Regions from separate parts of the Homo sapiens genome. Here regions 1 and 2 are each linked to region 3. A link is a loop called in an ENCODE intact Hi-C map of the cell type or tissue named here. Cell type or tissue: endothelial cell of umbilical vein. All regions are shown on one strand. Each heading gives the region's core, and the rest is flanking DNA. Links, peaks and the distances in the headings are about the cores only.

The links. Peaks named below come from ENCODE experiments on the same cell type or tissue, not always from the same donor. Only the 100,000 strongest peaks of a DNase experiment are listed, where the experiment ranks them.
Region 1: it touches region 3 in a loop (4-fold over the local background); 39 of 110 quality-filtered maps call a loop at or near these places.
Region 2: it touches region 3 in a loop (8-fold over the local background); 49 of 110 quality-filtered maps call a loop at or near these places.

Annotation. Positions count from the first base shown.
Region 1 is chr2:20,612,858-20,623,464 of GRCh38, forward strand. It overlaps HS1BP3 (HCLS1 binding protein 3), which reads right to left. Exons shown (of 7, transcript NM_022460.4): 7 at 4,961-6,388. The coding sequence ends at 6,130. Among named protein-coding and RNA genes, the nearest start is that of HS1BP3-IT1, 26 kb to the left of the region's middle. RefSeq lists enhancers at 2,099-3,051, 3,966-4,857, 5,242-5,351. In endothelial cell of umbilical vein, for the core only: a CTCF peak has its summit at 5,170; DNase peaks (open chromatin) are centred at 4,534 and 5,284; H3K27ac peaks cover 2,126 bases.
Region 2 is chr2:20,599,197-20,608,288 of GRCh38, forward strand. It overlaps a transcript of HS1BP3 not described here and the pseudogene RPS25P3. Among named protein-coding and RNA genes, the nearest start is that of HS1BP3-IT1, 11 kb to the left of the region's middle. RefSeq lists an enhancer at 1-613. In endothelial cell of umbilical vein, for the core only: a CTCF peak has its summit at 1,738 (motif pointing right); DNase peaks (open chromatin) are centred at 769, 1,885 and 2,385; H3K27ac peaks cover 661 bases.
Region 3 is chr2:20,451,303-20,460,388 of GRCh38, forward strand. No RefSeq gene overlaps it. Among named protein-coding and RNA genes, the nearest start is that of RHOB, 8.8 kb to the left of the region's middle. In endothelial cell of umbilical vein, for the core only: a CTCF peak has its summit at 1,384; DNase peaks (open chromatin) are centred at 179, 909, 1,139 and 2,109; H3K27ac peaks cover 1,558 bases.

The DNA.
Region 1 (10,607 bases), core at 3,807-6,306, 170 kb after region 3:
CATTTATGTTTACTTGTTGTAAAAACTGCTAAATCTATTTCCCAAAGTGCTGCACCATTTTCCATTCCACAGCCATGGATTTTATAGACTGTGAGGTCCCGATGCAAATCCTAGGGCCACCCATACAAGCAGACAGAGCCCAATTTAGGGTCCTGGAACCAACCTAGGTGTAAAATGAAGCCATCTGGGGATGGGGGGGACTGAGTCAAGCTCAGCCTCTCTGCAGCTTCTGATGTCTGAGAAACAGGTGGGCAAGAAATCAGCTGTTCTACTTTCTAATCCAGAAAAACATTGCCCTCTGGGACCTAGAGCACTTGTTAGGGGAAAATCAGCAAAGTGGCGATAACACCAAAAGGAAAAACAGAAACACACTGTGGAGACGTCAAGGGCGATCTCAGCAAAGGAAGAAAACCAGCTTGAGAAGGCAGCAGTAAAGGCAGTTGGCCTGCAGCTCCCATGCTCCGGAAGCCTTTAGTTCCCACTGCCAGCATCCTCAGAGCCCTTTCCGACTACCTCGGAGGCCAGCGAGAGGATAATGGGGTGATGGCAAGGGGGAGCCCCAGGACTCAGCTGCCTATGGCTCTGAACAGACAGTGCTGGTCCAGCCAGGGAAGGCCTTCTCCAGAGGGGCACTGCTGGAGGAAGGAAGGAAGGAACGCCGCTGCCCGCCTGCCAGCCAGGATAGCTCTGAGTGTCACCAGCTCTCCAGTTTGTGCCACATGTTATCTAAGGAGTCATTTCACTATTTAATAAAGAGATCCAGCTTTTGATAGAGAGAATTTGACATGTCTGGCAGCAGCTGCAAAGGACAGAACTTTATAATGATGGCCCGTGGTGGGTGTCTACACACACAACTGCCTGCCCAGCTTCCTCCTGACACGTCCCCTCACATGGGAGTGAAACCGACATGGCACTGCTGAAACACACAGAGTACACAGGGATGGCACAGGGGGCATGCCTTGCAGAATGGAATGGGCCTCTGCTTGCTGCTGAATGCCACGTGCTCAGGACAGGTGGTAACTGTACTGGGTCGAATTGCGTCCCTTCAAATTCATGTCCACAAGGACGCTGTGAAGGTGCTCCTATTTGGAAATAGGGCCTTTGCAGGTATAATTAAAGGGAAATGAGGTCATATCAGATTACAGTGGGCCGTAATCCAATGACTGGTATTCTTTCCTATAAGAGGGAAATTTGGGCACAGACACAGAGAAGACACCGTGTGAAGACACAGACACAGAGGAGAGAAACTCATATGAAGACAAAGGCAGAGGCTGGGGTGATACAGCTATAAACCAAGGGACCCCAAGTGTTGCCAGGAAACCCCCAGAAGCCAGGACAAAACAAAGTAGGATCCTTCCCTAGAGATTTCAGAGGGACCATGGCCCTACTAACACCTTGATTTTAGACTCGTGACCCCCAGAACTGTGAGATAATACATTCCTGTGGTTTAAAGCCACCCAGTTTATGGTGCTTTGCCAAGGCAGCTCCAGGAAATGGAACAAAAGCTGAGCCCAGGCTGCAGGTAACAAACTGTCCATGCTGGCAGGTGGCAGAGGGGGAAGGACAGGCAGAGAGGGCCGCATGGAGGAGGCACCTCCTTTAGTTGTGCCTGAGGTTCAGGCAGAAGGCCCAGAGAACAGAAGTGAAACTAGAGGCTCAGCATGGCTCCTGGTAGAATTGGCTTTAATGGCTCAAGTTTTTTCATCTTTGCTTCCTCCAACTTGCCTGGAACAGGTACTGCACACGGTAGGTGCCCATTACGTGCTTAGTGTTTATGGATGAGCTCTGCATGTGGGAAAACAAACGACATGATTGGCCAGTTGGCCTGGAGAGAGCTAGCCCAGCTTTATTTAAAAAGCCATTCAGAGGCGGCTGCTATGTGCTGAGTTGGCAGAGAAGCATCAGGCCTCTGAAAGTCAGCAATAAAGAGTCGGCTTACCGAGGCCACATGCTGAGCCCATAATCCCACTTCAGAAGCTGTAGCTTTAGCCTGAGCATGACCCGACACATGAAATTGCTTGGCTCTTCCCAGTAGCCAGAGCCACGGAGCACAGGAGTGAGAGGCCAGCCACAGAGGAGGGTGGATATCTGTGTACCGCGTGGGATTCTGTGTGTCGCAGCGCCAGGCCTGGCATAGAAGTCAGTGGTCAGCACTGGGGCTGGGGACTTGACTGAGCTGTTGACAGGCCTGTTGATCACTTGCCCAGTGGCCTGCCACCTCCTGTTAGGAGCTAGCTGGTACCGGGCAGGGAAGTCCCTCTGTGAGGATCTAGCATGACCAGTCCACTGAAATTCCTTCAGGCACGTAGAGGACTTTATAGTCTACCTGGCTTCCTCCCAGGACCCAGGGTGGGTAAGTCTCTTCACTTGGCACTGTGGGGTGAGGGGATATCACACAGCCAAGCTGGACTGGAACCCTGGCCGTTTGTGCCCACAGAACCTGGCTGCTGCTTCACAGGATGCTGTGGGCTGCATGAGAACTCAAGGGCCAGTCCCTACTGCTCCTCCACCGGCCCCTGGATCTGCTTCCCCACCGGCCCCTCAGTCAGCTTCCCCAACTGCAAGGCCTTAGGGTGCTGAGCAGGGAATGGTTTGGAGCGATCAGAGTTTGTAGTGAGTGGGACCATTCATAGCTTGATGCTGAGACTTCAGCTCCTTGAGGAGGCTCTGAGCATTGACTATGTTTGCTCTGGGCAGCTGTGAACCCACATGAAGCCAATAGCAGCAGGCAGGACCACTATGTGGGGACATGCTGGTAGCTCTGTTACCCTCTCTGTTTCCCAGGATTGGCTCAGCTAGGCAGCTGGTGAGCTAGAGAAATGGGAATGACCCTCCACATCAGCCTGACACCGGGTATTAAATCACTGCACCAAGTATGTCAACACAACGCCCAGGTGGCCGCTGGACAATAAGGCCACAGGGCCCCAGAGAGTGGCTGGACTTTGCTGTCTCGTCTGTACCTTGTGTGAGAGCTTGAGACTCAGAGGAGCCCGTGGGGCACATGGAGGTGAACTTAGTCCCAGATACATTGTATGGACGTGGTCATGGGACACCAGTACTCAACAGGTAGGTGCTCTCCAGGGGGGCCCATGACACAGGCCTGGCCAGGGAAGGCCCTAGGGACTTTCCAGAACTGGCCTGAGTTCCCGGCTTCCTAAGAGGAACAATGCCGGGAGGAAGGGAGCAGTGGGACCCCAGCCATAGACAGTACATCCTGTCCATGGGCTCACAACAGGCTTCGAAATAAACAAGTGTTGTTGTCCCCAGTTAAACTTCTGTTTCCCTTCCACAGGGAACTCTCAGCTGCAGGCTCCTGGCCTGAGCAGACCTTCTCAGAATGGCCAAAGTGCCTGTCCTCAGGAGCCAGGACTCCAGCTCAATCTTAGCTACAAGACTCCAACCAAAATCTTGGGGGGGATAGAGGCCACATTCTGTCCCTGCAGGAGGCCTCTCAGGCTCCCTGAGAACCTGTTTCTAGTTCTCTAGTGGATTTCAGTTGACAGAACTCTCTACTTCAGCATCCCTGGGTCCCAGGGCTGAAGCTGCATCTAAGAACCTGAGCCCTGAAGGCCAGGGCGGGTTTGCTGACAGAGGCGCAGGGCCATCTGATGTCAGACCTGAAAGGGCCCCAGGGCCAGTCCAAGCCTAGACCATCTCCACTGTGGGAGAATAGGGGGTAGGTCTGGAGACAGAAAGGGGTCCTCTTTCTTTCTACATGGGTCTTGGCTGTGCAGTTACTGGCCCGATGACCACACTGGGCCTGGGACTCTATGCCTCCTCTGCCTTGGTTGGCATAGTGAGGAGTGACCAGAATCCTCCCCTTCCCCTACCCTAAGCAGCAGCCTGGGTGACTGGGGCAGGGCAGCTTCCCTGGCTGAGTCCATTGTTTTAAAGGACAATCCTCTCCCCCTCTCCCCTCCCTGGTGGTCTGCCATCAGCCTAGGCACAGAAAAGAACATCACTAACACAGGCTGGAATGGGTCACAGGCACAGGCTTTATCAGGCGACAAGGATCATTGATTGGCCATGAGTCGCAGTCCTGTGGGTGAAGAACAAGCCACAGATACTGGAGCATCAATATCTGGGGGTCTTTGTGATGGTGTCCAGAGAGTCCAGACCACTGAGGAGGTGGCGTCCACAGTGGATGAATACACAACGGGCAGGCCAGGTTCTGCCAGTGACCCCAAGCAGAGCACCAGCCCCTGTGGCCACCTACCCCGCTGTGCCCTCTGCTCCTATGTCACTTGACCCAAAGCAGGTGGGGAGCAGGAGGCAGGGAGCCAGCATCAGGGTGCAGAAAGGGCAGGGAGGGGACAAAGCCCAGAGGAGAGCTGGAGCCACCTCTCGGAGGAAGACCTGGCCCCATCCCCTCCCCACTCCTACTGAGACCTTCCGCTGCAGTCAGCAAGGGATGCAGGGCCCGGGGCTGAGTGCTGGGAAGGAGGGGCGGGTGTGAAGGGGGAAGGCAAATGGGTGGAGCCGGTGCTGGAGCTGTCCCAGAGCTGGCTCAGAGCCCTGGGGAGGGAGCTGACCCTCTGAGCCTGGGTTAAGACGGAGGAGGAGGGAGTCAGCTCTCGACCCCAAAACCACCTGTTTCCTCTCACTCTAGCACTGGTGGAGGGGAAGCTGCTCAGGACAGGGCGCCACAGCTGGAGAGGGACGTGATCAGATGCAGGACAGAGCAGACAGGTCCTGGCACGGGCCAGGAGCTGAGACACTCAACACTGATGGCTGCAAACCACCCGCACCATCAGCCGGGGGCTCCCTCAGGGCTGGCTTTGGTGTCTATCAGAAAAGGGTCTGAGGTCCTAGTCCCACCCGCTCAATGCTTCTGCCAGGCAGGACAGGGCCAAGGAGCAATAGTGGTTGCATTTCCTTTAAAACTACTGTTTCATTAAAAAACAAAACAAAACAAAACAAAAAACTAGCTCTGAACATGAAGAATTATATCCAAGAAAGACACCTTGACATTTTTTGCTTTATTAAACATCATTCACTGAGAATTTCCAAAGCACTGTGTGGTGCCTAGACCTGTGTACCAGCGCTCTGGGGGTCGGGAGAAGTCTAAGGCACGGGCCCTGCCCTGGCGCACGGCTCCTTCTCCCTGGGAAGGCAGCTCCACTGGTGAAAGGCCACTGACCAAGTCCAGACCCTGAGGACGACGAAGGCCTCGGGGCAGAAGCCTGAGAGAATCATGCCCCACTGGCAGTGGGAGGCGGTGCAGGCTGGGAGCCCTGCCCAGGCCCCAGGCTGAGCTGTGGGGAAAGCTATGACCCAGTTTGCTGAGAGCTGCAATGACGAACATTGGCTCTGTGCCCAGAGGCCCAAGAAGGCCATGGACTGGGCTGGCCTTTCCTGGGAAAGGGGGAAGGAGGAAGAACTGGGGCCTAGCAGGGCCGTCTATACCCTGGAGAGGCAGGGCCTGACTTCTCCCTTTAGAGCTTGCATCAAGAGGAGGCTCAGGAGAGAGAGACTTGCATCAGAACACTCCAGACAGCCGATCTCCCACTCAGTATTCCTCTCCTGGGAGACCCACCCAGACCCTGCAGGCCCCTGGCAGCCACGAGGAGCAGAGGCCCTGGAGTAATTTGGCTTGGGGACGTCCCCACCCCAGGCCCAGGCCAGTCAGTCACCCAGGCTACAGCTTAGGGTAGGGGAAGGGGAGGATACCGGTCACTCCTTCTTACTATGCGAACAGAGGCAGAGGAGGGATAGAGGCCCAGCCCCAGTTTGGGTCTGTGCTGGGGCTGGCAGAACCCGTGGGCATGAAGCTTCCCTGCCCCATGTGACACCTCGCTACGGCCCCACATGTCTTGCTTCATCCTTGGGGCTGGGCTTCTGGTTGGCAAGGCATCCCCACACCCTCCCTCCCCTTCATGTCCACGGGGAATAAGACACATTGGGCTCTGGCTCCTAGGGTGAGAGCCGCTCCCGCAGCCCGCAGGCTTCTACTTTGGCCCCACAGCCCCGGAGAAAATGGAACCATGCAGTTCTGGGTGCTGTGACCCAGGCTTCTGCCTGGCCTCCCCTGGGGGTGGGGAGGTTCTGACCCTGCAGGGCCCAGTCCCTTCCCTTCACACCGATGTCCCCACAGACAGGCCTGCTGGGCCAGGGGCCAGCATGGAAGGGTCAGAAGAGGCTGGGGGCGGCCTGGGCTGGTGTATCGTGGTCCTGGATGTACTGCAAGATGTCCATCTCGTCCATGGCTTGGATCTGCTCCTGCGGCTTCTGCTGCCCAGCCACAGCTTCAGCCGGGCCCGCTTTGGGGGGAACAGCTGGTTTTCTGGGTATCACCGGCTTAGCTGCCACTGGTGGCTTGGGCTTAAGCTGGGGCTTGGGTTTGGGCTCAGCTCCCAGGTTCAGAATCTGGTCCAAGTCCTCTTCAACTCTAGGGAACCACAGGGAGGAACCCTGAGCATAACACTGCCACCCCGTGACAGGAACAAGACCCCAGGCAATGCCAGTGCCCACACGGGGCTGGGCAGCGGCAGGGAGCCCAGCCTCGGCCAGGTCAAGGCCCCGCCCTGCTCTGCCCCATTCCACTCTGGCCCCTCCACCCATCCTGCCCAGAGGAGACACGAAGGCCAGGGCTCTCCTTCCCTCCCACCCACAGCAAAGCAGGCACAGGGCAGGCCCCACGCAGCCTCCTGAGAGTTGCTCTTCAGGTGACCCCACTTGACACACGCTGCCTTCTGTAGGGGGCTTTCCCTCCAATCCCTTCAGAAATAACCACCAGCTACTATGTACAGAGTTCCCGCTCTGTACAGCACTTCAGACACGTTATCATATCTTATCCTCAAAACGCCACTCTGGGGAGGCATGACTGTGCTTCCATCACGCAGATGAGGACGCTGGAGTCCCAGGAGGCCGAGTGACCTCGAGGGGATGGTATGTGACAGTGCCTTTGTTGGAAGGAACAGGACATCGGCCCTTAGAAGCTGAGCCCTCATCCAAAGCAAGTTCAGCCAGAGAAAGAATAACCAGGGGCGCTGAGCCATGGTGGTACAGGCTTGGCCCGCCCACAGTGCCCCGCTGTGGGCCACACGGGTGCCAGACGGAACCCAGTGAGAGCTGAGGATGGCCTCGGCCAGGGCCCACCAAGACTCTGTCATGACCCCAGACCTCTAATCTCCCACTGGTGGGTGGGCAAAAAGCCCTGGCAGTGTTACGGTCACTCAGGACCATCCCTGGGTACTGAGGGCAAGAAACAGGCCAGGCCACTGATTCTCCAGAACTTGATTTCTGGAGACCAGATGCACAGTGGAAGACTCATTCAATCCATTCCACCCACTCAGCTCTGTGCTGAACACCCGTGATGGCCAGACATTTCCACATTCATTAACCCATTCAATAATCTCCAAACACTGTGTGGTCGCAGAGATTAGCCCCGTTTTACAGCTGAGAATACTGAGGTGCAGAGAGGCAAAGGGCCTTGCCCTGAGACCCACAGCTAGTGTGAGGATGAACAGGACTTGGCCTGCATGTGGCTGGTTCTCTGGGGTGTGTTCCCCTGGCTGGGGCACCTAGACTCCAGTGTCACGGCGAGGTTTTCCCTTGTGCTAACGGGCATCTCTACGTCTATCGCTCAGCCATGCTGGAATCAGGTGAGTGAAGGCAGAAGACCTGTAGCACCCACTTGGTCTCTACAAGCTTCGGCTTCCTCATCTACAAGCAGGAGTAACAGTGTCACTGGCACTGCTGCACGGAACTGTACACAGAAGCACAGCACTGCAGGAGGAGAACTGGCTTCCGTTCCTCACCCTGCAACTCCTCCATCAGGCAGCCTCAGGCCACTCCTCCTCCCTGGTCCTCAGTCTCTTCTATAAAGTGGGATTGTACTTGCTCTACCATCCTCACAGGGATTCTTACAAGGATCAAATAAGACAACACAAGGAAAGTAGTTTCCAAATGTACAGGAAGGCTGTATGTACTGATGTCTACTGACAGCCACAGGGGCTGAGCAAGTGGGCATAAGACACAGAAAAGCAGTGCCTCCACCTACAATGAGGGACACCCCCCAGCCCAGTCAGACAGGGGCCACATAATTGCAAAGGCCTGGAAAGAAGGTGTTGAAGTCCAGAGAAGGGAGTGAGCCCTTGGGCCAGAGCAGGCTGGGAAGGCCTCCTGGGAAGGTGGGTCTTTTCAGAAGGGTGAGCCTGGCATGAATAGGGGAGAGAATTCTGAAGAAGGGAGCAGACAGCAGAGGTCTGGAGGTGGGAATGAGAATGAACAGGAAGAACCAGGCAGGCTCATGAGCAGCGGCTTCTTGCCCTGGGGCAGGGCCGGGCAGGGGTGGGGATAGAGAGGCGATACCTCTGATCAGGACAACTCCTGGCACTACCAGAGAGCCTGTGTGAGTATGGAGGTGTCCAGCACAGCACCCCCAGGGGTGGATGCCTGCCTGGAGCCAGCTGTGGAAGGAGCTCCGGACACCCTGCCTGCTTCCTGGCTCAACCTCCTGTGATGGGGCACAAACCCCAGAGAGAGAATTCAGAGTCTGTTTGGATGGCAGAGAAATGAATAAAAGGTGTCCTTCTTGAACAAACCCAGAGGGACTGGCCCAAGCCGGGCCTTCATAGACAGACCAGCTGTCTTGGGGTAGAGGTGATTTCAGGAGGTGTCACTCATGGCCAGTCTGCTCCTGGCCACCTCAGGTCAGATGTTCCGGAGCTCCCTCCAAGTGGCAGCCCTTCCTTGACTCCCCCAGGGCAGGTGCCAGCTCCACTGGCATGATGCAGCCTCCATTGAAGGCTGAGGGTACCTGGGAAAAGCTCAAAGGGACTGAATTATCCTCAAATAGGGGCCCTTTGGAAAATAAAGCAGCCGCTAGAGGCTTATGTCAGATTTCAGGATTAGCCTGCTTGGCAAAGCAGTGACTCTTTGGAACTAATCAGCAGCTGGATTTGCTCCCAGGTGGGTGGTGTACACGGGTGGTCAGCCACGGTGGGAGGCAGCATAGCTGCTCTTGGGACACAGGAGGCTGCAAGGCACCCCTTTTCCAAGCACCCTATTTCTGAGTCATGACTAGGACTAGCTCTCACTAGCGCAAGGTCCAGCTCTTTTCTCCTCCAGGCCCAGCTGGTGTGAGGTCAACCAGTGGGGGGTAAGGGAGCTCTAAGACCCTGGCCCCATTCCTTCTCCCTGGGTTCCTGCGGAAGACAAGACTCACCTAAACATCTAGACTAGAGGCCCTGCCCTGGTGTGGCTGCACAGCCAGAAGGAACAAAGCCTTCTTAGCCTCGACCCGCTCAGTGTACACCCCACGCGGCCTCAGGGTGGCTGAGGCTAGTGACAGAATGAACGAAGGGGTGAAAGCATGAATGAATGAATGGCTATCAGAACATTCTTTATTATGAGGAAGTCCAACTACTCCCTGGATAGTCACAGGGCAGACACAAAGAATGAATGTGGTTCCTGCTCTCAAGAAGCTAATCCCAGTGTTACGGCTCTTTTTGAATTTGTCTGAATTTAAAAAAAAGAAAAGCAGTTAATCCTTTCATTAGCAGATGTCTGCTAAAGTGAAGGTGGGGGTGCGGGACCCACACTTTTTGAGCAGGGACTCCCCAAGCGCTCTGCGGGATGCTAAGGGGCACCACAGAGTGGGGGGCCCAGGGATGAATGAGAACGTGAAGTGCCATGTGGTGCTGGCCCGCGCACTACGAGCCCTGCTTTTTGTGGCATTTCCCCAATTCATCAGCCACAGAGCCCCTTTGAAGATAGCCTTTGACCACCCCACTGTACCACGTTCTGCAGAACACAGGTTGGGAAGTAACGGATTTAGAATAAACTAGGCCAGAAAGGTCCCACGAGAGCCACCCCACTGGGACACATGGACTCCTAGACATGCTCGGCCTGGCCCTGCTGCTCCGCAGGCAGACTCTAGTATTTCATTTCCCTGTGCCTCGGTTTCCCTCTAATAAAATAACAATCCTGGTTTCTTCCAGCCCGCTGGGATGTCAGGAGCGAGGACACAGGATGAGAGTGAACAGATGCCAGGGGCCTTGGGGACATGTAAATACCAGAAGCCGTCACGGTGACTCAGGCTTGGCGGGCACTTGCAGGGCTGTCTAATAGCCCGAGGCTGCTAATGAGGGGTACAGATGACAGCCTCCAGGGCCTGCATGCCTTGGTGTCACATAAGCCGTTCCTGGAAAGAGGCGGCCTGGCTTCCTCTGAATCCCAGGCACAGTCCTGTGTCCTGGAGCATGGAGTGGGAGCTGGAGACACGCACAACACTGAGTCTGCTGAGAATGTGGCCAGTGGAGGTAAAGGCCTGGGGAGAACTGGGGGGCTGGGTGGGGAGGCAGATCACCCAGCCAAGTGCTCAGACAGTCCCTGATGAAGTGGAGAGGCCAGGCCAGGGGCAGAGCAGGGGTCTTAGCCAGGTGGCGTCCCACACTTGATTTCTTATAATATGGAGAAAATAGCATCCACCTTAGGGGGCTGTCGTGAAGATTACATAAGAGAGCGTGTAAGGAGTCTGGCTTACTGCGTACACAGCAAGGACTCAGGAAATAGGAGCTGTCACCGGCACAGGTTCTGCCAATTGACCTCCATGTGACAGCTGAGGCCTCATTCTCCCTTCCTTCTGTGAAAGCTGCCGACCG
Region 2 (9,092 bases), core at 656-3,155, 150 kb after region 3:
AGGAACTGGGACAAGAAGGTGGAGGAGCTGTCCTGGCCCCAGGGGGAGTGAGGACACAGCAGTACCCACAGGTCCCACTCTTCCTCCCTTCCCCTGCCCTGGAGCAGGGAAGTACATCCCATGTTGGCAATCCTGCCAGCCACAGGCAGCCAACGGGTGCACGCTGTCCCAGCGAGCTGCCTGGGCTCGTGCCCAGTTAGGGACGTGGCCTGTGTCACCCCAATTGTCCAGGCCACCCAAGGCAGGCAAATGAGCTTTAGGTATTTTAAAATCAGATTTGGATACACACCAAACCGGGATGCTATCTCTGGAGGCAGGCTGGGATTGTGGACAGAGGTCAAAGGGGCTTTGAGCCTTATCTGCCATGTTCCATTTTATTTTCAAGGAAAATGTATTCATGGACTTCTTGTGTAACACACACACACACACACACACACACACACACACACACACTCTGTTTTTTTTTTTTTAAAGATCTGACTTTAAAAGCTTACAGTAAAAATAACAATTGTTTTACAAGAGACTCCAAACATGTTCTTCTTTGGAGGTGGGAGGTAGGGAGGGACTGCCTGATTAGCACTGTGCCCTTGATATGCCAGCATCAGGTCCAGCTCCTGTGCCTCAGTTTCCCCATCTGTTCCCCAGGGAGACAGGCCTGATAATCTCCAAGGTTCATTCAGCCCTGCCATCAAGTGACAAGAAGTTCCACTCTGTGAAGTCACAGGCAGCCTGTCTGCCTGCGTTCCTTGTGAGCCTTAGTTACAGCAGTGAGAGCTGATTCCAGATGCGAGCCCTCAGGGGCCTGAGAGTGGTCCCAGGGGGACCCCTGGGGGCTCTTTGGCCAAATCAGTTAAGCTTCCTTCCTGGGGAGAGTAATGCCAGGCCTCAGAAAGCTTCAACAGCCCAGCCTCTGTGCAGTCGGACCAAATGCTGGCCTTGTAGCCTGTTAGTCCCTTTTCTTGCCACGCTTGGGAATGAACAACTGTGATCTACGGGTGTCATTAAGACAGAGATGGTCTGGTTAGGGACACTGGCCCAGTGACCCTGCCCCTGGCACCAATCACTATGACAACAGCTCAATAGGGTCCCAAGGGCCTAAGAATCCTGCTTCCACTGAGGGCGAGGTTGGCTGAGGTCAGACAAAGAGGGATTAATAGAGCCCTGTTCTCGTTAAACCACAAAGCGCCATTATTACAAGTCGCAACGGCCCTAGCAGGAGATGTATCATGCTTTCAAGTCACAGAGAACCCAGCAAACCAAAGAGAATGGGTCCAGCATCAGCCACAAAGTCACCCTGGGGCCCAGAATCAGAGCAGGAGCAGAAAAATCTGAAATAACGCAAATGTTCAACAGACATTTGCGTAACACACAGACCAACCATAAAATAGCACGGATTGTGGACATTCAAATGATGATGCTGATTGTATTTTCTACATTAAAATCCTCATGATATGTGGAAACAAGTTCACAAAAACTGTAAATAAGCAACATTTTTGTTTAAAAACTCATATCCATATGTATAGACAGTGAAAATATAGAAGAAAAATCTTTTAAAATGTGAGTGGTTATCTTTGAAAAATGAGATTGTGTGTAATTCTTTTTCTTCCTTTGGTTTATCTGTATTTTTATAAAAAAATATATATTTCTCTTGTATTTCAAAATTTTTTTATTATTTTAAAAATTGGTGCAGAGAATTCTAGGGTGGAGTGGTCATTCTTTCCCTCTGGAGTCAAACTTCAGTTAATGAAACCCACAAGAGGGCACTGTTTCGGAGAGTTAAACTTTCTTTTTAACTAATATTTTATTAATTCAAGTACCAATACTTAAAAATTTGTTTTACATTGACCAGTGTATAAGAAAATTATTCTAAACAGTACTGCATATTCTCATGCCTTCTTGCAATTGAGTACAATGAAAATAGTTTATCATTAGCTTCATCATTGTGAAAGGTGCAGATTCTACCATATCACATAATATGCTGATCTTCAGGGCTATTGGCTAAGCAGAAGAGTTTGTATCTGCACTAAGCAGCTTCAGATTACTTCCCTTACTGAGTATCTAGACTTGCTTTTTATAATTTTCCAGTTTCTTTCACTACTGATAAACCATCAGTATCAGTATTCTGTAGAAACTCTTTGCCACTTTAATTTGGTGCTTCTAATCTGCCGTCATCTTGGAAAAACACACATGCTTGTTAGAAGTGTGAATAAACTAAGAGAACGCAGATCTGAGTGAGGGTTTGATATCGTTTGGCTGTGACCCCACCCATATCTCATCTTGAATTGTAGTTACCATAATTCCCACATGCTGTGGGAGGGACCCGGTGGGAGGTAATTGAATCATGGGGGCGGGTCTTTCCTGTGCTGTTCTCGTGGTTGTAAGTTTCACGAGACCTGATGATTTTATAAACGGAAATTTTCCTGCACAAGTCGCTCTTGCCTGCCGCCATGTAAGAGGTCCCTTTGCTCTTCCTTTGTCTTCCACCATGATTGTGAGGCCTCCCCAGCCATGTGGAACTGGGAGTCCATTAAACCTCTTTCCTTTATAAATCACCCAGTTTTCAAGTGTGTCTTCTTTTTTTTTTTTTTTTTTTTTTTTTTGAGACGGAGTCTTGCTCTGTTGCCCAGGCTGGAGTGCAGTGGCGTGATCTCGGCTCACTGCAAGCTCCGCCTTCCAGGTTCACGCCATTCTCATATCTTGTAAGTTATGTTGAAGAGTTTGGATTTTATCAGGGCAGTTGGGAGTTATTGAAGAATTTCAAGAAAGGAAGCAAGGGGCTCATATTTGTGTTTTTTGAAAGATTACTACAGCAAGGACAATTTTGTGTGTGGCGAAACTGTTGGCAGGAAGACAGAAAGATGTGGGTTTGGAAATACAAAGGAAAGGAAATTGGGCTGTGAGGAGATAGGTTATCAGGGATGTCATCCATGTGTTTGAATTTATCAGCTAGAAGAGAGCAAGACCTGCTCTCTTCTAGCTGATAAATTCAAACACATTCTCCTTTTAGGAGGAGCCATGCGGGGGGAATTTATTTCTGGCCTCTGTGCCAGAAAGAGCAACGTCTCTTCTAAACTACAGATACACTTTTATGTCATATGCCTGCAAATCTTATATTAATAAATAACTGTATTTCCCTCTTTGCTTTGGTCACTGGGAAGCTCTGTGAATGTAATTCTATGCACGGAATTTACTTTTGGTTTCATCGCAAGATGCATACTTTCATTTTGCTCAGAATTGTTTATTTATGGTATCTTTTTGTCTTATTCAAATTTTCAAAAGTGGCATCAAATTATTTTTGGAATAAAGTGGAGTATAAAAAAGAAGTTTTTAAAGTGTGAGCTTGAAAAAAACCGAAACATCAATAGCTCTTTAACAGATTCTCAAATCCTTATGATTGCTCATTTTGTATACAGTTTTTGAAATCTGATGACTGTTTTGGTATGGTCAAATTTGTCTATGTTAAATATTGTTTTTAAAAACTGGAAAGTCGATGACACCAAAAGCACAAGCCCATGAGGAAAAACTAGATAAATTGGAGTTCATCAAAATTTTAAAGTTTTGTGCTTCAAAGGCCACTATCAAGAAAGTGAAAATACAGCCCACAGAATGGGAGAAAATATTTGCAAATTATATATCTGATAAGGTTTATCGGGAATACATAAGAAGCTCTTTTCGAAAACTCAATAATAAAAAGACAACACAATATAAAGATGGGCAAAAGATCTAGATAGACATTTCTCCAAACAAGATATACAAATGGCTAATAACAAGCACCAAAAAAGATGCTCAACATCATTAGTCATCAGATACAAATCAAAACCACCATGAGCTGTCACTTCACATTCATGAGGATGGCTATCATTAAAAAGACAGATATTAACAATTGTTAGGGAGGAGGTGGAGAAATGGGAACCTTCATATCATGCTGGTGGGAATATAAGATGGCACAATTACTTTAGAAAACAGTCTGGAAGTTCCTCAAAAAGTTAAACATAGAATCACCATATAATCCAGCAATTCTACTGTTAGGTATATGTCCAAGAGAAATAGAAACATAGGTCCACACCAAAACTACACATGAATGTTCACAGCAACATTATTCACAATAGCCAAAAGGTGAAAAAAAGCCAAATGCTTATTAACTAATGAATGGATAAACAAAATGCGGTAAAGCTATGCAAAGAATTGTTATCCAGCCCTAGAAAGGAATGGCCCAGGTCTCCTGATACATGCTGCAACATGGATGACCCTTGAAAGCAGTATGCTAGGCGAAAGAAGTCAGAATTACCAAAAATCCACATATTACATTATCCCATATATATAAAATGTCCAGAATGGGCAAATAGAGAGAGATAGAAAGTAGATTAGTTATTGCTTAACGTTGAGGGGATAGAGAGATTGGGGTTTGATGGCTAAGGAGTATAGAGTTTCTTTTAGAAGTGATGAAAATATAAAATTGATTGTGGTAGTATTTGTACAACTCTATGCATGTAATACAACTATTGAATTTACACCTTAAGTGAGTGAATTATATGGTACATGAATTATATCTCAATGAAGCCGTTTTAAAAAACATAATGGAAGCCACCATGCTTGGCCTACTCAGTAGACTGTTAATGGGAACCCAGGTCCTACATGGCCCTCCAGAGATGGGTTCTAACTCCGGCTCAGCCGCTTCCCAGCTATGTAAGCTCCTCACACAAATCGCTTCATCTCCCTAAAATGGAGACAGCTATGCCTGATGCCCAGTGGGCCTGCACTGGGTCTAGAGAGTGCTGGAGCTCGGTAGGAGCCCAGTCCGCTGCTTCCCAGAGGGCCCTCCAAGACCCCTGCCCTCAGAAGGTGCCCAACATCCTAAATGAGTGGGGCCTGCAGATTCCCTTTTTGGAAATTAACAAGTGCTCTTGATGATGTTTAAATATTTAAATAACAATTCATCAGACCTTAAGGGGCTGAGAAACTCAGGGGAGGTTCTGGAAGGCAGGAGCTGCAGTGTAGCTGAGGATGCCTCTTTTGTCCCTGTTCCCCATGGAGCCTAGGGGATGGTCTAAGAGGCTGTCTACACTTCAGTGGTCATTCACCCCTCAGCTGCAGAATCAGTAGCTTTCTAGTCTACACCCCACATTCTGCTTCTCTCAGCCCCTGAATAAGGAGCCTGCTTTTAAAGACTGCCCCGGGACAGCCTTGGGCATGGAGTTCTCTGTCGTGAGATTACAGAAAGTCAGCATCAGGCCTCCTCGTGTTAGAGACAGGTCGACTGAGGTCCAGGGATAGGTGAGCCTGGCTCAGTGGCCTCTCAGCCCAATTCTCTGGAGGATTCCAGGACATGTCCTGAGCCACTCCAGTGAGCCAGGCTCTGCTCATGTTTCACGTGAGCACCTCCCTGAATTGCAACAACAAATCTGTGGAGTAGACATTGATTACCCTTTTTATAGATGAGAGCACAGAGACTGGCTCAAGGTGGCTTAGAGAGTGAGCAAGCTGGGATTCACATCCAGCCTGTCTGACAGCAAAACCTGTGTTCTTTGTTCTGGGCCAGTTCCCCCAGTTTCTTCATGCCAGAAGCCAAGCAGGTCGCAGAGGAGGGAAGATGCTTCCATCCCATCCCCTGAGAGAGACTCTGCCACGGAGTCTGGGTTTTCAGGATATTATTGGGCCTCACCTGGTTGCACTACCTGCCCTCCCATCCCCACTCCGACTCATTTCTCTCCCTAAACACCAGATTCTCTGCAGCCCAGGCTCCTTGAGGTTGGGAGCGTTCATTTAAAGTCCCACGGGAGAAAAGGAAAAAGAATCATGGATGTTCCCAGTTCCAGCCTTGAGTCTCTCTCTCAGGATGCCTTTTGTTGCCAAGAATGATGAAACAGATGTCTTGGCAATAGCTTCAAATGTTTCCTGCCAAACCAGGGGAGAATTTGTCTTCAGTTTAGATGCAGCCAAGACAGACAAGTCCCAGCTCTTATTATTCACAGGAAGTGCACAAACACACACGAGCTTCCCAAACCTGGGAGGCCCATGGCTCCCCAGCTTCTCCTCATCAAGATTTCAGCATCATCTATAGACACAGGTTGCACCCCCCACTTGCTTCATGCCTTCCATCCTCCACACCCTTCAGGCTTTCCATGTCACCCTCACCCCTCATCATCGATGACTCCAAGGCCTCGGCCTGGCAGGCAAGGCCACCTTCCTTTTGTTCCCATCATGTCCTAGGTAAACTTTTTGTTTTTGGTGGTGGCGGTGGTAAAATACACATCACATAAAATTTACCATTTTAACCATTTTAAAGGGTACAATTCAGTGGTGTTTAGTATATTTACAAAGCTGTACAACTCTTGTTGCTATCGACTTCCGGAATATGTCATCACCCCCCAAAGGAAAACCTATACCTCCCCGCACTCCCAGCCCCTGGCAACCAGCTACCTACCTTCTTCTGTCTCTTTAAATCTGTCTTTTCTGGGTATTTCATATAAATGGTATCCTACAATGTGTGACCCTTGGTGACTGGCTTCTTTCACTCAGCTGAATGTTTTCAAGGTTCATCCATGTCCTAGTGTGTGTCAGCACTTCTTGTACTAATACTTTAGGGCTGTTCTTTATGACTCAATAATATTCTGTTGGATGGATAAACCACATTTTGTTGATTTGTTCTTCCACTGATGGATGTTTATGTTGTTTCCACCTTTTAGCTATTGTGAATAGTGCCACTAGGAACATTCTTGCATGAGTTTTGTTCGAACCCCTGTCTTCAATTCTTTGGGGCATATACCTAGGAGTGGAATGCTGGGTCATACAGTAATTCTATTTTACTTCTTGAGGAACCACCACACTATTTTCCATATTGACCATACCATTCTACATTCCTATCAGCAGGGTATGAAGCTTTCAGTTCCTCTACATCCTCACCAACATTTGTTATTTTTCTTTCAAAAAAAAAAAATTCTAGCCATCTGAATAGATTTAAGTGGGTATCTCATTGTGGTTTTGATTTGTATATTTTTGACTAATGATTTCACTGAGCATATTTTCTTTTTCTTTGATTTAATAAAGTTTTATTTTTCTAAATGTACAGTTGGTTGGACCTGTTCATGCGTCTTCACCAGCAGCTGGTGCATCTCCACCCTTGGTATTTCTGGTATAAATTACTTGAACTCTGCTTTGAAACCAGTTTGATGAGTCCTTTGCTAAGGAGCTCCTGAAGGCTGCCCTGGCCAGGGAGACTCAAATCTTCAGTCTCTCAGACACCATAGCTGGGGTTATAAGTTTACAGTTGGGAACTTCCTTACAGGGTTTGTCTTAGGTAGTTTTGTCAAACAAAACTAAGTTATTGGGCTTGTCCCGAACTATGTCTTTGGAGCACTTCTTCTTTTTGGCCTTGTCCCCGGATTTGCTCACTGGGTCTTTGTCTTTCCTGGCCAACTTTCCAGCGTCTTTCTTCTTCTTCTTGTCCTTGGGTGGCATTGCAAAGCTCAGAGAGCAGCGGTGAACGCTACAGCCTCGCTAAGATGTCAGACAAAAAGACACTGAACATATTTTCATGTGTTTGTTGTCCTTTGTATATTTTCTTTGAATAAATGCCTATGTAAATCCTATGCCAATTTTTAAATTGGGTTATTTGTTGTTGAGTTGTAGGAGTTCTTTATATATTCTAGACACTAGATCCTTAAACGATATATGGTTTGCAAACATTTTGTCCTATTCTTTGTGTTGTCTTTCACTCTCTTGATGTTGTCCTTGGAAGCACAAAAGTTTTTAGTTTCGATAAATTCATCAATTTATCTTTTTATTTTTTTTTGGCCGCTTGTGCTCTTGGTGTCATATCTAATAATCCATGGCCAAATCTCAGGTCATGAAGACTTACCCTATATTTTTATTAAGAGTTTTATAGTAATAGCTCTTATATTTAGGTCTTTGATTTATGTTGAGTTAATTTTTGCATATGGTATGAGGTAGGGTGCAACTTCATTCTTTTTTTTTTTTGAGACAGAGTCTTGCTCCATCGCCCAGGCTGGAGTGCAGTGGTGTGGTCTCAGCTCACTGCAACCTCCACCTCCCAGGTTCAAGCAATTCTCCTGCCTTGGCCTCCTGAGTAGCTGGAGTTACAGACACCCATGACTATGCCCAGCTAATTTTTGTATTTTTAGAAGAGACAGGGTTTCACCATGTTGGCCAGGCTGGTCTCAAACTCCTGACCTCAAGTGATCTGCCCACCTCAGCCTCCCAATGTGCTGGGATTACAGGCATGAGCCACCACACCTGGCCTCTGACTTCATTCTTTTACACGTGGATGTCCCCTCCAATACAATTTCTTGGGAGGCTATTCTGCATGGAATGGTCTTGGCACCCTTGTCATAAATCAAGTGCCACACGTGTATGAGTTTATATCTGGACTCTTAATTCCATCCAGTTGATCTATATGTCTATCCTGTGCCAGTGCCACACTGTTTTGATTACTGTAACTTTGTAGTGACTTTTGAAATTGGGAAGTATAAGTCCTCCAACTTTGCTCTTCTTTTTGAAGATTGCTTTAGCTATTCAGGGTCCCTTGTAATTCCATACAAATTTTAGGATTAGCTTTTCCATTTCTGTAAAAACATCACATTGGGATTTTGATAAGCATGGCATTAAATCTGTAGATCTATTTGGAGATTACTGTCATTTTAACAATATCAAGTCTTCTAATCAATGAACATGGAATGTCTTTTTATTTTCTTAAATTTTATTTAATTTCTTTCAGCGGTGTTACATAGTTTTCAATGTTCAAGTCTTCCCCTCCCTTTGTTAAATTCATTTCTAGTTATTTTATTGTGTTTGGTGCTATTGTAAATTGAATCGTTTTCTTGATTTTCCTTTTGTAGTGTGTATAGAAATATAACTAATTTTGTGTTAATATTGTATCCTTCAACTTTGTCAAATTCATATATTAGCTATAATAGTTTTTTTGTAGATTCTTTAGTATCAGCTACATGTAAGATCATGTCATCTGCAAATAAATGTGGTTCTCCTGCTTATTTTACTATCTAGATGTCTTTTTTTTTTCTTGCCTAGTTTCTCTGGCTAGAACTTCCAGTACAATATTGCATAGAAGTAGCAGA
Region 3 (9,086 bases), core at 1-2,500:
TCCTTTAATCTTAATCTTTAATCAATCTGGATTGTATTTCTAAGGTCTTTTTCACGTGAGTTTCAGTAGACTTGGAACTTCAGTTTTCAAAGTCAAGTGTGTATTAGAATTACACGGAGGGCTGGTTAAAACACAGATGGCTGGGCCTAACCCCACAGTTTCTGATCCAGTAGGTCTGGGCTAGGGCTTAAGAATTTGAATTTGTAGCAAGGTTCTAAGTGATGACAAGCTGCTGGTTGGGACCACACTTTGAGAACTACTGGCTTCGAATAAGGGAGAGTCCTTGTCAGTGTACAGAGTAGGGAGGTGGTTTCCTATGAAAATAGATTAAATTCCACAGACTTATGGTGCTATGCCCTGCAGTCTTGACTTCCTTACACAACGGAGTACATAGCTTCCAGAGAGCTTTCCTTCTAAGATAAGCCACACATAACTCCTATCTTCTCTTCCCTACATTCTTCTGCAAAAATGGGTTTAATGCCCTTCTAGAGATTCATTTCTTTCTTTCCTTTTTAAGAGACAGGGTCTTGCTCTGTCGCCCAGGCTGGAGTGCAGTGGTGCCATCATAGCTCACTGAAGCCTCAACCTCCTGGGCTCAAGCAATCCTCCCACCTCAGTCTCCTGAGTAGGTGGGACTACAGGTGTGCCCAGCTAACTTTTAAATTTTTTTTTGTAGAGACAAAGTCTTGCTATTTTGCCCAGGATGGTCTCGAACTCCAGGGCTCAAGCAGTCCTGTTATATCCTCCTCCGAAAGTGTTGGGATTACAGGTATGAGCCACCAGGCCCCAACCTATTTCTGCCATTCCTGAATTCAGAATGCAACAGCACTCTAATTTAATCAGCGTTGGCACCTACTTTGTGAACTCTGATGAGGTGGGAATACAAAAGCAATAAAACACAGTCCTCCCCCTCCAGGAGCTCATTCACAGCCTGGTGGCCCCCTGGCAGTTGCAAGAAGGCATCCACCAAGACCACAATTATAGCATGATGTAATGGAGGCATTAGGCAAGGGCACGACAGGAGCCTAGGGCACAGGTACCTATTTTTGCCCGGGAAGATGGGGAAGGTGTCATGGAGGAGGAATCATTTGAGCTAAATCTTAAGCAGGAGTGGGTGATGTGTAGGTGGAAAAAATCTTGGGGGTGGGGTGGGGAGGGAGATAATTGGGCCATTGGCACATCGAGGATACATACAGCTTCTTTATGTTACTGTAGGGCCTCGCCTCTGGGAATAAAGCTGTCTTGGGTGAGAACTACTTTCTACTTTTAGTCCCTCTAGCGTATATTTCTTCAGTCAAGAAGAGTGGTATTACCTAGCCAAGTAAAACACAGCCTCTCCTCTTCGCTCCCTGTTCACAAAACAAGGAGCATCTATCTGGCAGGCCAGGAGAGGGGGTTGGTGATGAAGATTTCATTGTTTCCTCTGTGCCTTCCAGGGATGTGATTCAGACACAGGACTAGCTTTGTGATCCCTGTGCTCCGGAGAAACCTCCACCCTGGCCTCAAGGAGGCTGTGAAACCAAAAGGGACCTTGGGTGCCAGCTTGCTGGGTCCTTACTTACTTGGTCCATCTTCTGGCTGGAAGGAGCACCTGGGCTCTCAGAGTGCCCCCCGACTCTCAGCAGCTCCTTTTCTGGCCCAAGAGGTAAGAGTCTGGAGGACCCCAGTTCAGTTTCTTCCTGTTTATTCTTTTATCGTTGACTATAAGATTGTGAACCTAGCACAATGCTAAGAGCTTGAGATACAGCAGCTAAACAGACAGCCACTATCCTTACCCTTTTGGAGTTTTTAGCATAGTGGTGTGCCTAAACAAGTCATAATCATGATGATGATGAGAGGGTATTACACAGGGCATGACTACCAGAAGGTGGGCTCATTGGAAGCCATTTTAGAAGCAGCTGACCACAGTCTCTCTGGGGCGGGCACCATTATCCTCACTTTACTGATGAGGAAACTGAGCTACACAGGGGTCGAGCAACTTGCCCACGGTCACAAAACTTACACAGGTTTGAACACAGGTAGTCTGGCTCCAGGAAAACAATCCTACATGTATGGTGGGATTCCAGTTTGAGAAAGCAAACTGCAGTGTGGAGGATGGATTAGAGCAGGGAAGCTGGAGGCAGGAAGATCAGTGAGGAAGACTTTTCCCTGGTTCCAGTAGAGATGAGAAGGCCTGAACCCAGGTGCAGATACGGGAAGGAGATGGCAGGTTGGAAAGATATTTAGGAGAAAGAGGGTGTGGGAACCTGAGTGGGAGGCACCAGGGTGATGCCCAGTACTCTGATTTGGGTGACTTTGAGGATGCTGACGCCATTATTTAAGATAAGAATAAGCAAAAGATGAGTAGATTTGTGGGGAGGGTACCCACGAATTTGGGTACCCACAAAAGATGAGTAGATTTGTGGGGAGGGTACCCACAAAAGATGAGTAGATTTGTGGGGAGGGACATATTTATTTAAATAATGATGCCATTATTTAAGATAAGAATAAGCAAAAGATGAGTAGATTTGTGGGGAGGGTACCCACAAATTTGGGTACCCACAAAAGATGAGTAGATTTGTGGGGAGGGTACCCACAAAAGGTGAGTAGATTTGTGGGGAGGGACATATTGAGTTTGGTTTTATAGATAGTGCAAGGTATCTCTGCAAATAGTCACTGTCCTTCTCAACCTCCTTCCCTCCCCCGACCCCCACATCACAATATGTGTACTTTCTCTACAGAGTTAGACTACAGTGTACTGTTCAGCAGGCAGAAAGGCCACAATCTATGGATGAAAGAAGTCCCCCTGCAGGGAGAGGACCTAGTCAGAACAATCTTCCTAGGAAGAAGAAAATCCTGGGATGGGAACTGTGGTCTTAGAAAGCAGACCTTACACAGTGGCTCACACCTGTAATCCCAGCACTTCAGGAAGCTGAAGTGGGGGCATTGCTTGAGGCCAGGAGTCGAAGACTAGCCTGGGCAACATTGTGAGTTCTCATCTCTACCAAAATAAAAAATAAAAAAAGTATCTGGGCATGGCAGCATGTGCCTGTAGTCTCAGCTACTAGGGAGGCTGAGGCAGGAGGATTGCTTGAGCCTAGGAGTTGGGAGTCTGTGGTGAGATATGAGAGCACCACTGTACTCCAGCCTGGGCAACAGAGTGGAGAATTAAAAAAGAATTAAAAAAAGACCAGAAACAGCAGAGAAAGGGGGCCTCCTTCCCCTCTCTGTCTGTTTTATTGAGGGAGAGTCTCACTCTGTCACTCAGGCTGGAGTACAGTGGTACGATTTTGGCTCACTGCACCCTCAACCTCAACCTGGGCTTAAGCTATCCTCCCACCTTAGCCTCCCGAGTAGCTGGGACTACAGGTACATACCACCATACCCAGCTAGTTTTTTTTTTTAAATGTTCTGTAGAGATGAGGTCTCATTATGTTGGCCAGGCTGGTCTCAAACTCCCGGGCTTAAGTGATCCTCCCACCTCAGTCTCCCAAAGTGCTGGGTTTACAGGCATGAGCCACTGCTCCCGGCCTCCCTCTCTGAGAACATGCTCTAGGTGTGTTGAAAGTATTTCTGGGTGGGGATAAGATGGGGAGGGGAGGTGACTTCTTTTCTACGTAGGTGACCAGGGTAGGCAGAGAGAGCCTATCAGGGCCGTCCAGGCCAGTGTATACTCTAGGAGAAAACATATCCAATATCCAGTTGTAAGTTCCACCTGGTGGATAATTAATTTTCTTCTCTAGGAACCTTCAAGAAAGTTCTGCTAAAAGCTGTAGCCTGGCTTTAGTGCTGCTGTGTATTATCCCTGCCTAGGCAGGTGGGAAGGGGAAATGGTTTCCTGAGGGTTTCCAGCATGGAGATTTCAGCTGGGATCAGAGCAGGTATCCCCAGGATAAAGGCACTCTGGGATGAGTCTTGGCCGAGTTGTTCAACCATCCTCTTTATAAGGAGATTCTTTTCCTCATTGCCAGCCAGAAGCCAGGATGCCTATATGACACTGTCTGGCCCAGTTGGATGGATTTCTGGGTCAGCTGAGAAAAGAGGGAGTTTTCAGGGTACAGGTTGTAACTGAAGGCTGGGAGAAGGGATGGGATGACCTGGGAAGTCAGTGGAGTTGGAAGGGACTGTGAGCTAGCTTAGAAGCTCCACAACAAGCGTGGGGCCATGTCCGCTCATTCACTGCTGTGTCCCTAATGCCCTATACAGTGCTTGACATCTCCTAGGACCTCAAATAGTAGTTGAATGAATGAGTTAATTAAATAAATTACAGAAATTTAGGAAGCATCAACTTCTAAGAGACCTGAGGAAGTGACAAAAGTTTGGAACAGCTGCCATAAGCAATGAGAGGAAGATGAGCTGAAGAATGGCTGTGCTGTGAGTACAGGGAAGTTAAGAAAGTTCTCTTTGGCTGGGTGTGGTGGCTCATACCTGTAATCCCAGCACTTTGGGAGGCTGAGGTGGGCAGATCACTTGAGGTCAAGAGCTGGAGACCAGCCTGGCCAACATGGTTAAACCCCGTCTGTATTAAAAATACAAAAATTAGCTGGGCGTGGTGGCTTATGCCTCTAATCCCAGCTATTCAGGAGGCTGAGGCACGAGAATCGCTTGAACCTGGGAGACAGGAGGCAGAGGTTGCAGTGAGCCAACATTCTGCCACTGCATTCCAGCCTGGGCAACAGAGCAAAACCAGAAAAAAACAAAGAAAGAGAGAGAGAGAGAGGGAGGGAGGGAGGGAAGGAGGGAAGAAAGGAAGGAAGGAAGGAAGGTAGGAAGGAAGGAAGGAAAAAGAAAAGAAAAGAGAAAGAAAGTTCATTCTCCTTGAAGGCCAGGCTTTGGGCACTGGCAGCACCCATGGAGAAAAGGGCTTCTCTGTACCCCCATCTCCACAGTGTGCTTTGGCCCAGCAAGGTCCTGGGGGAAGTACTCCTGGTAATCCTGAGAATCAGATAGCAGGAGTGCATTTCCAGGGCTGCAGGCCACCCTCCACAGGACCACCTGGGTGGCTAGTGTGCTCAGTGCTGGTCACCAGGGGCTGACCTTCAAGTGTCAGAGGAAGCTGGGAAGTTTTGGATCCTGGATTGAGAAACTGGCCTGTGTTTTTAACTCTAGGAGTCATGATCTGAATGTGAAATTCCAAGGGCTACAAACACAGACCATGGGCTTTTATGACTCTGGGTGACCTCTATCCTCTGGCTGTCATTTGGGGATATTTTTCTTCTCCTTTTAATCCTGAAAAGGAAAGAAAAAATGTTACAAGAAGCAAGTTACTCATCACTTTGTTAAGGATTGATTCCATTTAATTCCAGAGCTTGTTTGACCCTTGGATAAACAATTGAAACCTTCTGGAGGTACCTAAAAGGAATGCAAGAATGCATTTGCCATTTAATGGTAGAAAAATTTTAAATGGGATTCTGATAGTATAAAAAATAGTATTTGTATAAGTGCTTAAAAAATCACTTGTAAAATATACGCTCTTCAATAATGGCCAAATATGGGAAACTCTGATGTTTGGTCACATAACCAGGCTGATTTTGCAAATGGGAAGATCCATCTATCCCCATTTACTTAGGTTGAGCAATCTTCTGGCTACAAATTTCCTCCAAAGATGTCTAGAATCATTGGCCAAATGGAGATCCAGACTAAATGCATAAGATAGCACCAACATAAGTTAGCCAGCTTGGGTTCTCTGAGGTGGGTTTAGCCATGCCAAAGGAGAATTGTTCAAAGTTTTAACTTTATGGGTAATGGTAGAAGTTACGGATTATATAGTTTGTCACCTGCCAAATCTGCAAGAACAAATAAAGATGAAATGCAATGAATGTATAAACAACTCAAAGGGAAAAAGTGCTAACCAGGTTTAGAAAGCCAAGAGTTTCCTAGCAGGCTGATATGACCTAATCTCTTTCCATGACATACTGACCAACTGGTGAGTAATTTCACCAGTAAACTAAGAAGTCAGAATGTCAAGCACGACCATGAAGGGGGTAACTGGAGGCAGAAGCAGCTGAGCCCCAGATTCACCCTGGGCCTCTGCAACCTTCTCATCCCCAGCTAGGTAATAGAAGAGATCAAAGTTCATGAAATTTGCTGGGGACCTCAAAAAAGAGGGTTAGGAGTGGAGTAAGAGGGGAATGTCTTCCTTTCTGTCATAACACATATCCCATTGTAATTTTAGTTTATTTCTTTTTTTTAGAGACTTGCTCTGTTGCCCAGACTGGAGTGTAGTGGCGTGGTCATAGCTTACTACAGCCTTGAACTCCTGGGCTCAAGGGATCCTCCTGCCTCAGCCTCCTGAGCAGCTAGGACTATAGGTGGGTGCCACCACGCCTGGCTAATTTTTACATTTTCTGTGGAGATGGGGGTCTTGATATATTACCCAGGCTGGAACCCATCATATCATTTCATCTCCTGCTGCTGCAGGACAGGCAGTGTGGTTTAGCTGGAAAATCAAGGACCACAGACAGAAGCCCAGTCTCTGTCTGTCACTATCTGCACATTCTTGGGCCAATTCCTCCTGCCCTCTACTGCCTCAGGTTCTTTATTTGTAAAATGATTTTGAAGATTAAACAAGATCAAACCAAATACTCGGCAGAGTGCCCAGCTTATTCTAAGTCCTCAATAAATCTCGATTCCTTCCCTTGAGTGGATTCATCAGAGTACCTTAAGCACAAACAGGAATGGAATAAATTTTGTTGACTACATGAGTATGGAACAATAACAACTCTTGTTTATTTAGGATTTTTTCAGTTGTAAGCTCCCCAGGGCATCATATCATACACATTTTTGCAGCCTCAGCATCTAGATCAGGGCCTGTCACATGGTAGGTTCTTAGTAACTATTAAGTTATCGAATTTTGACTTTAAAGGGGCCTTGATAATAGGCTGGGTGTGGCAGTTCACACATGTAATCCTAGGACTTTGAGACGCCAAGGCAGGTGAATCACTTGAGCCCAGGAGTTCAAGACCCGCCTGGGCAACATGGTGAAACCCAGTGTCTACAAAAAATAGAAAAAAAAAAATTAGAGGGGCTGGCAAGATGGCAGAATACGAACAGCTCTCGTCTGCAGCTCCCAATGAGATCAACGCAGAAGGAGGGTTATTTCAGCATTTCCAACTGAGATACCCAGCTCCTCTCATTGGGACTGGTTAGACAATGGGTGCAGCCCACGGAGGGTGAGCAGAAGCAAGATGGGGCATCACCTCACCCTGGAAGCACAAGGGGTCATGGAACTCCCTCCCCTAGCCAAGGGAAGCTATGAGGGACTGTGCCATGAGGAATGGTGCATTCAGGCCCAGATACTACGCTTTTCCTACTGTCTTTACAACCCACAGACCAGGATATTCTCTTGGATGCCTATACCAGCAGGGCCCTGGGTTTCAAGCACAAAACTGGGCGGCCATTTGGGCAGACACTGAGCTAGCTGTAGGAGTTTTTTTTCATACCTCAGTGACATCTGGAATGCCAGTGAGACAGAACCATTCACTGCCCTGGAAAGGGGGCTGACACCAAGGAGCCAAGTGGTCTAGCTCAGTGGATCCCACCCCCACAGATCCCAGAAAGCTAAGATCCACTGGCTTGAAATTCTCACTGCCAGCACAGCAGTCTGAAGTTGACCTGGGATGCTTGAGTTTGGTGGCAGGAGGAGCGTCTGCCACTACTGAGGCTTGAGTAGTCAGTTTTCCCCTCACAGTGTAAACAAAGCCACCAGGAAGTTTGAACTGGGTGAAACCCACAACAGCTCGGCAAAGCCACTGTAGCCAGACTGCCTCTCTAGATTCCTCCTCTCTGGGCAGGGCATCTCTGAAAGAAAGGCAGCAGCCCCAGTCAGGGGCTTATAGATAAAACTCCTATCTCCCTGGGACAGAGCACCTGGGGGAAGGGGTGGCTGTGGGCACAGCTTCAGCTGACTTAAACATTCTTGCCTGCTGGCTCTGAAGAGAGGATCAGATCTCCCAGCACAACGCTTGAGCTCTGCTAAGAGACAGAGTGCCTCCTCAGGTGGGTCCCTGATCCCCTTGCCTCCTGACTGGGAGACACCTCCCAGCAAGGGTTGACAGACACCTCATACAGGAGAGCTCCGGCTGGCATCTGGTGGGTACCCCTCTGGGACGAAACTTCCAGAGGAAGGAACAGGCAGCAATCTTTGCTGTTCTGCAGCCTCTGCTGGTGACACCCAGGCAAACAGGGTCTGGAGTGGACCTCCAGAAAACTCCAGCAGACCTACAGCAGAGGGGCCTGACTGTTAGAAGGAAAACTAACAAACAGAAAGGAATAGCATCAACATCAACAAAAAGGACGTCCACACAGAAACCTCATCCGAAGGTCACCAACATCAATGACCAAAGGTAGATAAATCCAAGAAGATGAGGAAAAGCCAGCACAAAAAGGCTAAAAATTCCAAAAACCAGAACACCTCTTCTCTTCCAAAGGATCACAACTCCTCACCAGCAAGGGAACAAAACTGGATGGAGAATGAGTTTGATGAATTGACAGAAGTAGGCTCCAGAAGGTGGGTAATAACAAACTCCTCTGAGCTAAAGGATCATGTACTAACCCAATGCAAGGAAGCTAAGAACTTTGAAAAAAGGTTAGAGGAATTGCTAACTAGAATAACCAGTTTAGAGAAGAATATAAATGACCTGGTGGAGCTGAAAAGCACAGCAAGAGAACTTCGTGAAGCACACAAAAGTTTCAATAGCTGAATTGATCAAGTGGAAGAAAGGATATCAGAGACTGAAGATGAACTTAATGAAATAAAGTGTGAAGACAAGATTACAGAAAAAAGAATGAAAAGGAATGAACCAAGCCTCCAAGAAATAGAGGGCTATGTGGAAAGACCAAACCTATGCTTGATTGTTGTATCTGAAAGTGACAGGGAGAATGGAGCCAAGTTGGAAAACACTCTTTAGGATATTATCCAGGAGAACTTCCCCAACCTAGCAAGGCAGGCCAACATTCAAATTCAGGAAATGCAGAGAACACCACAAAGGTACTCCTCGAGAAGAGCAACCCCAAGACACATAATTGTCAGATTCACCAAGGTTGAAATGGAGGAAAAAATGTTAAGGGCAGCCAGAAAGAAAGGCCAGGTTACCCACAAAGGGAAG